2 separate regions of the Homo sapiens genome follow, and region 2 is linked to region 1. Evidence: read pairs that join two places in POLR2A ChIA-PET (ENCODE). Cell type or tissue: PC-9. All regions are shown on one strand. Links, peaks and the distances in the headings refer to the core of each region. The heading gives the core; the rest is flanking DNA. Region 1 has its middle 62 kb from the start of LSM3. Region 2 has its middle 16 kb from the start of LINC01267.

What was found. ChIA-PET counts read pairs that join two places held together with the same protein. Peaks named below come from ENCODE experiments on the same cell type or tissue, not always from the same donor. Only the 100,000 strongest peaks of a DNase experiment are listed, where the experiment ranks them.
Region 2: POLR2A ChIA-PET joins it to region 1 with 18 read pairs; 2 of 35 experiments call an interaction of 5 or more read pairs at or near these places.

The regions. Positions count from the first base shown.
Region 1 is chr3:14,238,341-14,243,724 of GRCh38, reverse strand. No RefSeq gene overlaps it. Among named protein-coding and RNA genes, the nearest start is that of LSM3, 62 kb to the right of the region's middle. In PC-9, for the core only: no CTCF peak of the experiment used is centred there; no DNase peak of the experiment used is centred there.
Region 2 is chr3:14,333,586-14,338,969 of GRCh38, reverse strand. No RefSeq gene overlaps it. Among named protein-coding and RNA genes, the nearest start is that of LINC01267, 16 kb to the left of the region's middle. RefSeq lists an enhancer at 3,622-3,791. In PC-9, for the core only: a CTCF peak has its summit at 2,909; a DNase peak (open chromatin) is centred at 2,379; H3K4me3 peaks cover 372 bases; H3K27ac peaks cover 2,248 bases.

The DNA of each region.
Region 1 (5,384 bases), core at 52-5,051:
TTTTCTTCTTCTTCTTTTTTTTTTTTTCTTGATGCCCAGTAAAGTTCAACTTTATTGTAAATTTTTTGTTTTTTGAGTCGGGGTCTCACTCTGCTGCCCAGGCTGGAGTGCAGTGGTGTAATCATAGCTCACTGCAGCCTGAACTCCTGGGCTCAAGTGATCCTCCTGCCCAAAGTTTTCTTCTTACTTAACCTTGGTTTCTCATTTTTCTACAATGACCATGAACTTTTCATCGTAATAACAAAAAGAAAAAAAAAAGGAGTAATAAAGATAGGACACGTGATGAAAAAAATCACTTTTCAAACACCCAACACATACTGAAAGTACAAATGACATGGTTTTCTTCCATTTTTCATATTATGTTCCTGTCTGCAATCCATAATCATCTCTCTCCAAGTTCAGGAGATCCTCTGAGGCAGGTCCGGTGCTGCTGCGACTCCCCTGAGTAATATGAGCACAGACTTCCCAAGCTCAGATAGGAATCAAATTGTCCTCGGAAGAGACTTGGAGCGGAAGAAGCTGGTGACCTGGAAACACAAAGAAAACCTCAACAAAAGCCTGCTCTCTCACCAAATGGCCAGGAAAAGGCAGCTTAGCAAGAGAGAAAACTTTTAGGCAACCTGTTCTACTCCAGCTAAACACCACACAAATCATACAAAGCAAATGGTGAGTGGGAGCCTAGACGCCCCCACTTGTGAGGCTGTAACAAGGATCCCAGTAGCCTGGCTGGAGCGGTGTCCAAGAAGGCCAAGTAGAGAGCCGAAGGCCTCACCCTCGCTGGCTGGCAATCAGCTCATCCTTCCCCACCCTCATGGAGTCCACCCACATGGAGACTCTGGATTTTCACTCCCACTCAGCAATAATGTGGAGTCTCTCCCTCTCCCCACTCTCCAGTGTGTCCAAGGAGGTCTTGGGAGGGTCAGGACTTTCAGCAGCACCCAGCAGCAATGAGGCCACCTCCATCAAACTGTCAGTGAGACTGCTGGGGAGCAGGAACTCTCTCCCCCAACTTGGCAGTAATAAGAACCCCCACACCTTGGTGTCAGCGGAGGCTGAGTGGGAAACCTGGACTTCTACTTTCACATGTCAGCCACGAGGAGTGCCACACACATGCCCCAGTGAGAACAGTTCAGAGAAAGCTAGCTACAGAGAAGGCTTCCATAAGGCCCCGAGTCTCATCGAAATACAAAAATTTCCAGGTTTTAATAAAAATTCACTTGACATATCAAGAATCAGGAAGATCTCAAATGGAATGAATAAAAGACAACTAATCGATGAAGGTGATGGAGATATTAGAATCATCTGAAAAGGATCTCAAAATAGCCATAATAAAAAGAACAGAAAGAAAGCTATAAAAGGAGGACCTTTGGAACATCAGGAAAAAAGAAAGAATATAACAAAAAAAAAATGGGTAAACCAAACAGGCTTTCCCTTTCCCCCAGATAAGCTTCCCTAAATCATGTTTGATGGATGGAGCAAATATTACAACACCGGCTGCTGTGGTTCCACATGTATGTAGAAGAAAAATTTAAGACAGCTATTAACAGGTGCAGGTAAAGGGACAGAAAGGGAGCTAAGGTTTCTATACTTCACTTAAACTGGTAAAATAATTACATCAGTAGGCTGATAAGTTATGTATACATAATTTAGTACTTAGAGAAACCATCAAAAGTCTATATGAAAAGATACACTCAAATACACTATTGATAAATCAAAACAAAATTACTTTTATTTTTAGAGACAGGGCCTTACTCTGCCACCCAGGCTGGAGTGCAGCAGTGTAATCATGGTTCACTGCATCCTTGGTATCCTGGGCTCAAGTGATCCTCCCACCTCACCCTCCCGAGTAGTTGGGTCTACAGGTACGTACCATGGAACTTGGCTATTTTTTTAAAAGTTTTATATAGAGCCCAAATCTTGCTATGTTGCCCAGGCAGGTCTCTAATTCCTGGGCTCGAGGGATTCTCCCACCTTGGTCTCCCAAAGTGCTGGGATTACAGGCATGAGCCACCATGTCTGTTCCAAAATAGAATTTTAAAAATGCTAGTGTAACCCACAGGAAGGCAGAAGAAAGTAAACAAAGAAATTTAAAACAGAATCTGGGTGCTTATAGTCCTAGCTACTCAGGAGGCTGAGGTGGGAGGATCACTTGAGCCCAGGAGCTCAATGCTGCAGTGAGCTATGATTGCACCACTGTGCTCCAGCCTGGGTGACAGAGTAAAACCCCATCTCATTAACATAATAATTAAAAAAGAATTAAAAAGAAATTAAAAACAGAGAATAAACAGACCATTTAAAAATGACAGACCTAGCTTTATAATATCAATATTTATATTAAATATAAATGGGCCAGCTACACCAATTAACAGACAGAGATTGGCACAGTGGATTAAAAAACATGACCAACTCGGCTGGGCGCGGTGGCTCACACCTGTAATCCCAGCACTTTGGGAGGCCGAGGTGGGCGGATCATGATGTCAGGAGATCGAGACCACTGTGAAACCCCGTCTCTACTAAAAATACAAAAAATTAGCCCGGTGCGGTGGTGGGCACCTGTAGTTCCACCTACTTGGGAGGCTGAGGCAGGAGAATGGCGTGAACCCGGGAGGCGGAGCTTGCAGTGAGCCGAGATTGCACCACTGCACTCCAGCCTGGGCGACAGAGCGAGACTCCGTCTCAAAAACAACAACAACAACAACAAAAACATGACCAACTCTATGATGTCTACAAGAAACTTACTTCAAATATGATAATATAGACTGGTTGAAAGTAAAAGGATGGAAAAAGATACATCATACAAACATTACTTAAATGAAAGGAGGAATGTCTATATTAATAAATGGTAAGGTAGACTTCAAAGGAGAGGAAGTCAGAGACGAGAGGGACATTACATAATGATAAAAAAGATAACCCATCAAGAAGTCATAGCAATCCTAAATGTGTCTACACCAAACAAGGGTTGCAAAATACGTAAAGCAAAAACTGATAGAACTGAAAGGAGAAATAGACAAATCCACAATTATAGTCGAAGACTTTGCACTGCTCTTTCAACAACTGATAGACCAACTGTATGGAAAATCATCAAGGATATAGAAAACTCAACAACACGACCAACTGACAGGATCTAATTGGCATTTATAGACCACTCCACCACTAACAGCTGAGTACGTATTATTTTTAGGTGCCCACAAGACACATATCAAGATAGACCATATCCTAGGCCATGAAAAATGTCACTGAGTTTAAAAGAATTGAAATCAGACACAGTATTTTTTTGAATACAATAGAATCAAACTAGAAATCAATAACAAAAAAAAAAAGTGAAAATTTCCAAACCTGTGGAAAACAAAAAGACATACTTCGAAATAATCAAAGGCAAAGTCTTCAAGGAAACAAAAAATCCATTGAATTGAATGAAAATATACAACATACCAAAATTTATGGGAAACAGCTAACACAGTGCTGAGAAGGAAATTTACAGCACTAAGTGCAAATGTCAGAAAAGAGGAAAAGTCTCAAATCAATCATCTAAGCTCTCATATCAAGAACCTAAAAAAGAAAAGCAAGACAAATCCAAAGCAAACAGAAAAAAGGAAACTATAAAGAGCAGAAATTGATGAAACTAGAAACAGAGAAAATCAATGAAACAAAAAACTGATTCTTCATACAAAATAAATGAAATTTCTAACCCTCTAGCAAAGCTGATAGAGAAAAAAAGAAAAGCCACAAATTACCAACATCAAGAAGGAAACAGAGGATATTCCTACAGACCCTACCCACATCAAAACAATAATAAGGGAATAATATGAACAACTCTATACACATAAATTAGACAACTTAGATGAAATGAAACAACTTCTCGAAATACAAAAACTACCACAACTCACCCAATATGAAATAGATCATTTCAATAGTGCTCCAATATTAAGGAAGTTAAATTTGTAATTTTAAAAAACTGTCAAAAAAGAAATCTCCAAACGTTCAAAGAAGAATTAACATCAATTCTATACAATCTCTTCTAGAAAATAGGAGGGTATTGGCCAGGGTGCAACCACTGAAACAGAACCAGTAAGAGATACATACTAAAGGATTTATTGCAAGGAATGGGCCTACACTACTGTGGAATCTGGCTGGGCACTCTGAAACTGGGCTGTCAGTACAGGCAGTCTGAACCTCTTGGGCACAACATGAAGCTGCAGTCCACAGGCAAAATTTCAGGGAAATTTCACAGGAATTCAGGGAAACTGCAGTTCTGCTTGTAAGATCTTTCAATTGAATTAGGCCCGCCCAGATAACCAAAAATAATCTATTTTAAGACAACTGATTATGAATGTTAATCACATCTACAAAATACCATCACAGCTACACCTAGATTAGTATTTAATTGAATAACTGGGGATGAAAGCCCAGCCAAGCTGTCAGATAAAACTGACCATCACAGTCCACCCTTTGTCAAATTGGCACCCAGATCATCTCCTTAAACCATACATAATTATCCAAATAAACAAGATAGCTAAGTCACACTTCCATCTAACATGATACAAACACCCTGAGTACAACTGAAAACACATTAACCCTTTTCCCAGAGCAGTGTGCAAAGTCCTTGGGTGATGTTCACCCTTCCCTTTGGTAGCCTGTAAATACTGTGATGTAAAGTTAACTATTATTCATACACCTTATGTCATATGATAAGGGCATAAGAAAGGTAAGAAAACAAACATATTTGCTTAACAGATATATACCAACATGTACATAACAAAATAAGGCAGAAATAGTTATAGCTATTACAGTCCTCATTTCTGCAACTGCACATGGTCGTAGCTGGCATTTATAACCACCTTCTTCCACTAACCATTCCATAGTCCCTCTGCCCTCAGCAAGCACCTCAGCTGGTCATGCTTTTTTACCTCGTAGAGTGACCCAAACTTTCATTTTTGAAGGGTGTAGGCCATTAATAGCTCTGCCTGAATTGGGTTGACAGGACATGGTAGTACTAAGAGAAGCCCTAATAGAGCTCTTGTATTTCAGGCATGTTCTTCCTTTCCTTACCAATGGCAATATTTGGCATATCTCTATTGCTATGGCATGCCATGTACTACCAGTGTCCTCTTTGCCAGGGGTCCCCAACCCCTGGGCTGCGGATCGGTACTGGTCCGTGGCCTCTTAGGAACCGGGCCATACAGCAGGAGATGAGGGGCAGGCGAGTGAGCATTACCACCTGATCTCCACCTCCTGTCAAATCAGCAGCAGCATTAGATTCTCACAGTGTGAATCTTATTGTGAACTGCACATGCAAGGGATCTAGGTCGCGTGTTCCTTATGAGAATCTAATGTCTGATTATCTGAGGTGGAACAGTTATATCCCTAAACCATCCCCCAACCCA
Region 2 (5,384 bases), core at 157-5,156, 95 kb before region 1:
AGCAGTGAGTTGAACGTGGACACTAAGTCCATTCTGACAACCTTTGTTATGTGCTTGAGACGACTGGCCATGCAGGGTGACAAGGGGCACGCTGCCCAGGTGAGGAGGCAGCTGAGCTCCTGGAAGGCCCCCAGAGAGTGTCCTCTCCAGCATGCTTCCTGCTGGGTCACTTACTCAGATTTAAAAAAAAAATGTATTGAAATATAATCATATGCCAAAAAATTAAACCATTTAAAATGTACAGTAAAGTGGGTTTTTTTAGTTTATTTATAGAGTTGCATAACCATCAGCACTATCTAATCTTAGAACATTTTCATCACCCCAAAAGAAACTCTCTACCCATTAGCAGCTCCTCCCCATCTCTACCTCCTGACCCCCATGCCCTGGCAACCACAAATCTACTTTTGTCTCTATGGATTTGCCTATCCTGGACGCTTCATATAAATGCAATAGTACATGATGGGGTCGTTTGTGTCTGGCTTCTTTCACCTGCCTAATGTTTTCAAGGCTCATCCATGTTGTGGCTTGTGTCAGTACTTTATTCCTTTTTATGGCTGCATAATATTCCACTGTACGGATACACCACATTTTATTTATCCATTTATCAATTCATGGTCACTTTTTCTCAATTCTTGGCCATTATGCATAATGTTGCTATAAATATCGGTGTACAGGTTTTTGTGTGAAAAGATGTTTTCCTTTCTCTTGGGTGTATACCTAGGAGTGGAGTTGATGAATCCTATAGGAACTCTACGCTTAGCATTTTGCTCCTTCTTAGTTTGGAGGAGGTCAGGAACTATTTAACGGTAATCTTTCTTGAACAATTTAAAAATACATTCCAACAGCCAAGCCATCCTGTAGCATCTGCAAAGCTTGGGCTGAGCTCCAAATAGAGGGTTCTTGAAGGGACTAGGCACGTCTCAGTGAGTTCAAATCCTGCTTTGCCATTTGCTGTGTGACTTTGCTCAAGTGTCTCCACCTCTCAGGATCACAGCGTCCTCAGCTATGAAAGGGAGGTATTAACATCCAACTCGAAGGGATTTTGTGAGGATTAAATGTGATATCTGAAGCCTGCCCGGCATGCTGTAGGGGCTCAGTACAAGATGTAGATGTCAGTGCAGCAAACACATGTTTATTCCTGCCCTGTGCTGGCTGCTGTCATCTCACAGCTGGGAAGACTGAAGACCAGGAAGGATTGGGATTTTCCCAGAATCAGGGAAGTGAGTTCAAGTACGGGGGACCCTTCCTGTCCCTTAGACACATTCGAGACAACGGAGGGGTCAGGTCAGAGCACCCCCAAGTCATGCTGAAGTTCTCACTTTGACCCCTTCTCTTCCCGCCAATTGAAATCATCAGCTGTGCCTTGGGAGGAGGAGTCTTCCCCTCTCTGTGCTTCGGTTTCCTCGACTGTAAAATGTACTTCCCTCAAATGGTGGCTGTGACGATTAAGTGAGATAATGTGTGTAAGATTAAGCTCTAGAGGCTAGTATGTATGAAGTGTCCAGCACATAGGAGCTGTTGCTTCCAGCTATCAAGAGGGATGCAGAGGCAACAGTGAGAACTAAAACAGCAATCCAAAACCAGGCACACCCATCACAGTGGCTGCGAGGAGAAACACAGACAAATGGCAAGTTGGTGAAGAGGTGGAGCGACTGGAACTCTTACGTGCAGCTGGCAGGAGTATCAGACGGTATAGGCACGTTGGAAAACTTGGGCAGAACCTACCAAAGCTCAACATACACATATGCTGTGACCCAGCAATACCACCCCTAGCCGTTTACCGAACAGAAGCGTGTGCTTATGATCACCGAAGGACTTGTTCCAGAATGTGCAGCCCTGTTTGTAATAGCGCCAAGCTGGAAACAACCCACACATCTAACAACAGGAGACTGGGCAAATGGCCTGGGGTAGTTTTCTACAAGGGAATATGTGACAGCATGAGAGCGAACGAACCAGAGCAAACCAGACACAACCACCTGGGTGAATCTCACAGATGTGCAGTTGAGCAACAGCAGCCAAGCACCAAGGGGTACATGGTGCAGGATGCCATTTGTATAGAGCACAGGACAGCTACTTCTGCTTTCTGGAGTCAGAGTCAGGGGAGTGACCCCCTTGGGGGAAGGAGCATGTGGGGGCTTCCACAATGCCCGTTATATTCTGCTTCTCATTCTGGGTGACACGGGTGTGCTCAGGTTGTGAAAATGCATAAAGCTCTACATGCGTCATTTGTGCTTTTTTCTGCATGAATGTTTTACTTTGAAAAGTTTACTGAGAAATACAAGCTTATGCATTTTGCAAGAATGCGTGCAAAAGGGCAGGCATTCCACCCTGTAGACTGGTCACCTGTGCTGGCCAAGTTCGTCACCTGCATTGGCAAACAGGAAAAGAGAAGAGTAAATAAGGAAATTGGCATGGAGGGTGGTGCTTGCCTGGGCCAATGAGGATCATGTGCCTGGCACATGGCGGGGATGGGGGTGTAATTCAGTACTCAGCACTGAGGCTCAAAGGGAAAAAAATTTCTGCCCTAGGGATGGGGCTCTAGTGTGACTGATCGTTACAAGATTTAAAAAGAAAAAAGAAAAATGTAAATGCTTCTATGCCGAGGCCACACTTTCTTGCTCAACACCCCTCCTTCTGGCTTGCAGGTGTTTCCACTACTCTGCAGTTCCCAGTGTTGGGGACAGTGGACAAGTCTGGTGTTACCATGGTAACCACAGTCAATCTAATCCTAACTGCTTACCAGCACTCCTTTGTGCCAGGCACAGTACTAGACCCTTTGCACATATATTGTTTCATTTGTTCCCTCAGGTAAAAGACAGGTGGGTAATTAATCTAGCCGTGGTAAAAATAACTTGCATTTGGAGATTGACAACCTGTGCCCGAACTTGACCCTGGACAGCTGCACAGCTGTGCAAAGGTGGACACGTTCCTGGGTAGTAGCCTTCTATTTCTTGTCTGTAAACAGGGACGGTGACAATCTTGGCTGCTCAGTGCTGCCCCGAGGACTGGCCAGGCCAGGCATGCACAGTGCTCAGTGGGGTGAACCTGAGGCCCCTGTTGTTATTAGTAGGGCTGTGGTTTTGTCATTATTCCTGTTGTGAAGATGGAGAAACTGAGGCTCACAAGAGGCATTCATCTGTCCAAGCTGCCTTGGAGTGGCTGAGCTGGGGTTGAAGGCAATCATGCCAGCTTCCAACACCTCATCTTAACCCACTTGGCCAGGCTTTCCCCTCCAGGACCCCAGAGGACACACACATGCTAGACACCCACATATGGCAGGTGGGACAAGTAAGTGAAGGCCTGGCCTTAGCTATTTCCTTGGCTCTGTCTCAGGCCTGAGGCAACTGGTTCCCCTCGCCTATGGCAGGCTCTCGCAGCTCCTTCCTTGAAACTCTGGGGTGGGGGTGGGGTTCTACAGGCCTAGGATTTTTTCCTGGGGTGGGAGATGTGCCAGGCCCTGCTCTGCATGCCCTCATCCATCCCAATGACCCAGACCCTGTCTCAGCCTTGCCATTTGCTGTGGCAAGACACTCTAGCCCACTTACCGTGTCTCTCTGGGCCTCAGTGTCCTTTTCTTTAATATAAGGTTGAGCACCACACTGAAGGGTGCTGGTCTTTCAAAGTCCCTTTGGTTTCCTCTTCTGTCCCAAGAATCTTCCTCAGAGCTGAATTTGGAATTCAGCCTGCCCCAGGAGCCCAGAATGCCCCGGCCAACTTTCTGAAGATGGGGCTGGGGTTTTCATTTTAGAGAGGAGGCTACTCGCAGGAGTGGCTCCTGTGTTTCTTCCTGCAAGAAGTGCTTATGAGCATCTCCTGAGTCGGATGCAGAGATGAATAAGAGGGAGCCGTGGCCCAGATGGCTGCACCATATGAAGTGGAGGAGAACGGAGGCTTCCAGCCGCCATCAGACAGACAGACAGATGTACCCACTGCACCCAGCCCTGGGCTTGGCTCGCCTGCACTCTCTTCCCCAGTCTTACCAGGGGAGACATTGGGTAGAAGCCTTGTAATTGGAGGGAAGAGGATGTGACTGGAGACCTTGACACTGCAGGGAGACGATGCTCGCTGAGCTTTCCAAGCCTGGGATCTTTGTTCAAAGGAGATGGAGCAAAAATTATGCTAATAGAAGTAACATCAATTTTTCCAACGAGCCAGCAGTAGTACAAGTGGCTGTTGAGTGTGCATGCCTGTGTGCATGTGCATGTGTGTCTCTGTGTACGTGTGTGTGTTTGTGTGTCTGTGCGTGTGTGTGTGTGCGTGCGTGTGTGTGTGTGTGTTGAGAGATAAAGGAAGAAAACTCATCCTCATGAAGGAGATCTTTCCTTTCCTTTTAGACCTTTTGGGTTTAAAATGGCAGCATAGCCCAGTGGTCAAGGGCATAGCTTGGTGCCAGCTGTGTCCTCTCAGTGAGTCCTCAACTTCCTCGTTGCTTCAGCTGGAAGGTGGGGACACTGATGGCACTCACCTTGTTGGGTCGTCAGGGGACCCAGTGGATGGACACAGGGAAGGTGTTCCTTACAGTGCCTGGCTCCTGGGGGGGCAGCCTGAGGGTTTGCTGTTACGAATGTTAGGATTTTAGGGCAAAGGTCTCCAAACTTGAGGGAGCATATGGCCTCATGGTTGAATACTTATTTGGAAAGTACAGATGTGATTACTGAGCTAGTATCTTATGTACATTATAAAACAAACACAAAATAGAAACTAAAAGGTTCACAAATGTGTAATCTTTTCTTTACCCACCCAGTGACTGCTGCCCGGAGCTCACACTCTGGGCAGAGGGGGCTGGGCTGGGTGCCCCCATCCTGTGGGGTACCTGGCCGAAGTAACTGCAGAGCCCTCTGGGAAGTGAGGGATTAAACCTCCCCCAGGGTATTGGTGGGGAATGCAAGGCAGGCATTTGTATTTTAACATTTAATCCATGTGTCAAGGTCTGTTCTAACCACCTCACAACAGTAACTCATTTCATCCTTAACAAGGAGTGTTTCTGTGTTAGCTCTGTTTTAGCAGAGGGGAAACTGAGGCGCAGAGCAGTGAAGTAACTTGCCCAAGGTCACACAGCTGGGAAGGAACAAAGCCAGGCCTGGTTCCAGAGTGCATCTACCCACGGACAGGGCCTAGAGGAAAGCCCGTGAGACTGACACCCCTGACTTCCCCAAGGGCACGCTGCAATAGATGCCCTGACAACAATGTGATCACCGCCCCTGTTTACAGATGCAGAGGCCAAAGTTCAGCAAGCCGAGGGACCTGCCTTGGGTCTCCCAGCTGGTAAGTGGTGGAGCTGGGATTCGAACCCAGGTCCAACAGACTCCTCAGTCCATTGTCTTCACCACCAGCCGAGCTGCCTCCAGGAGAGCCCTGTTGTGGGAAGAGCACTGGGCAGGGAG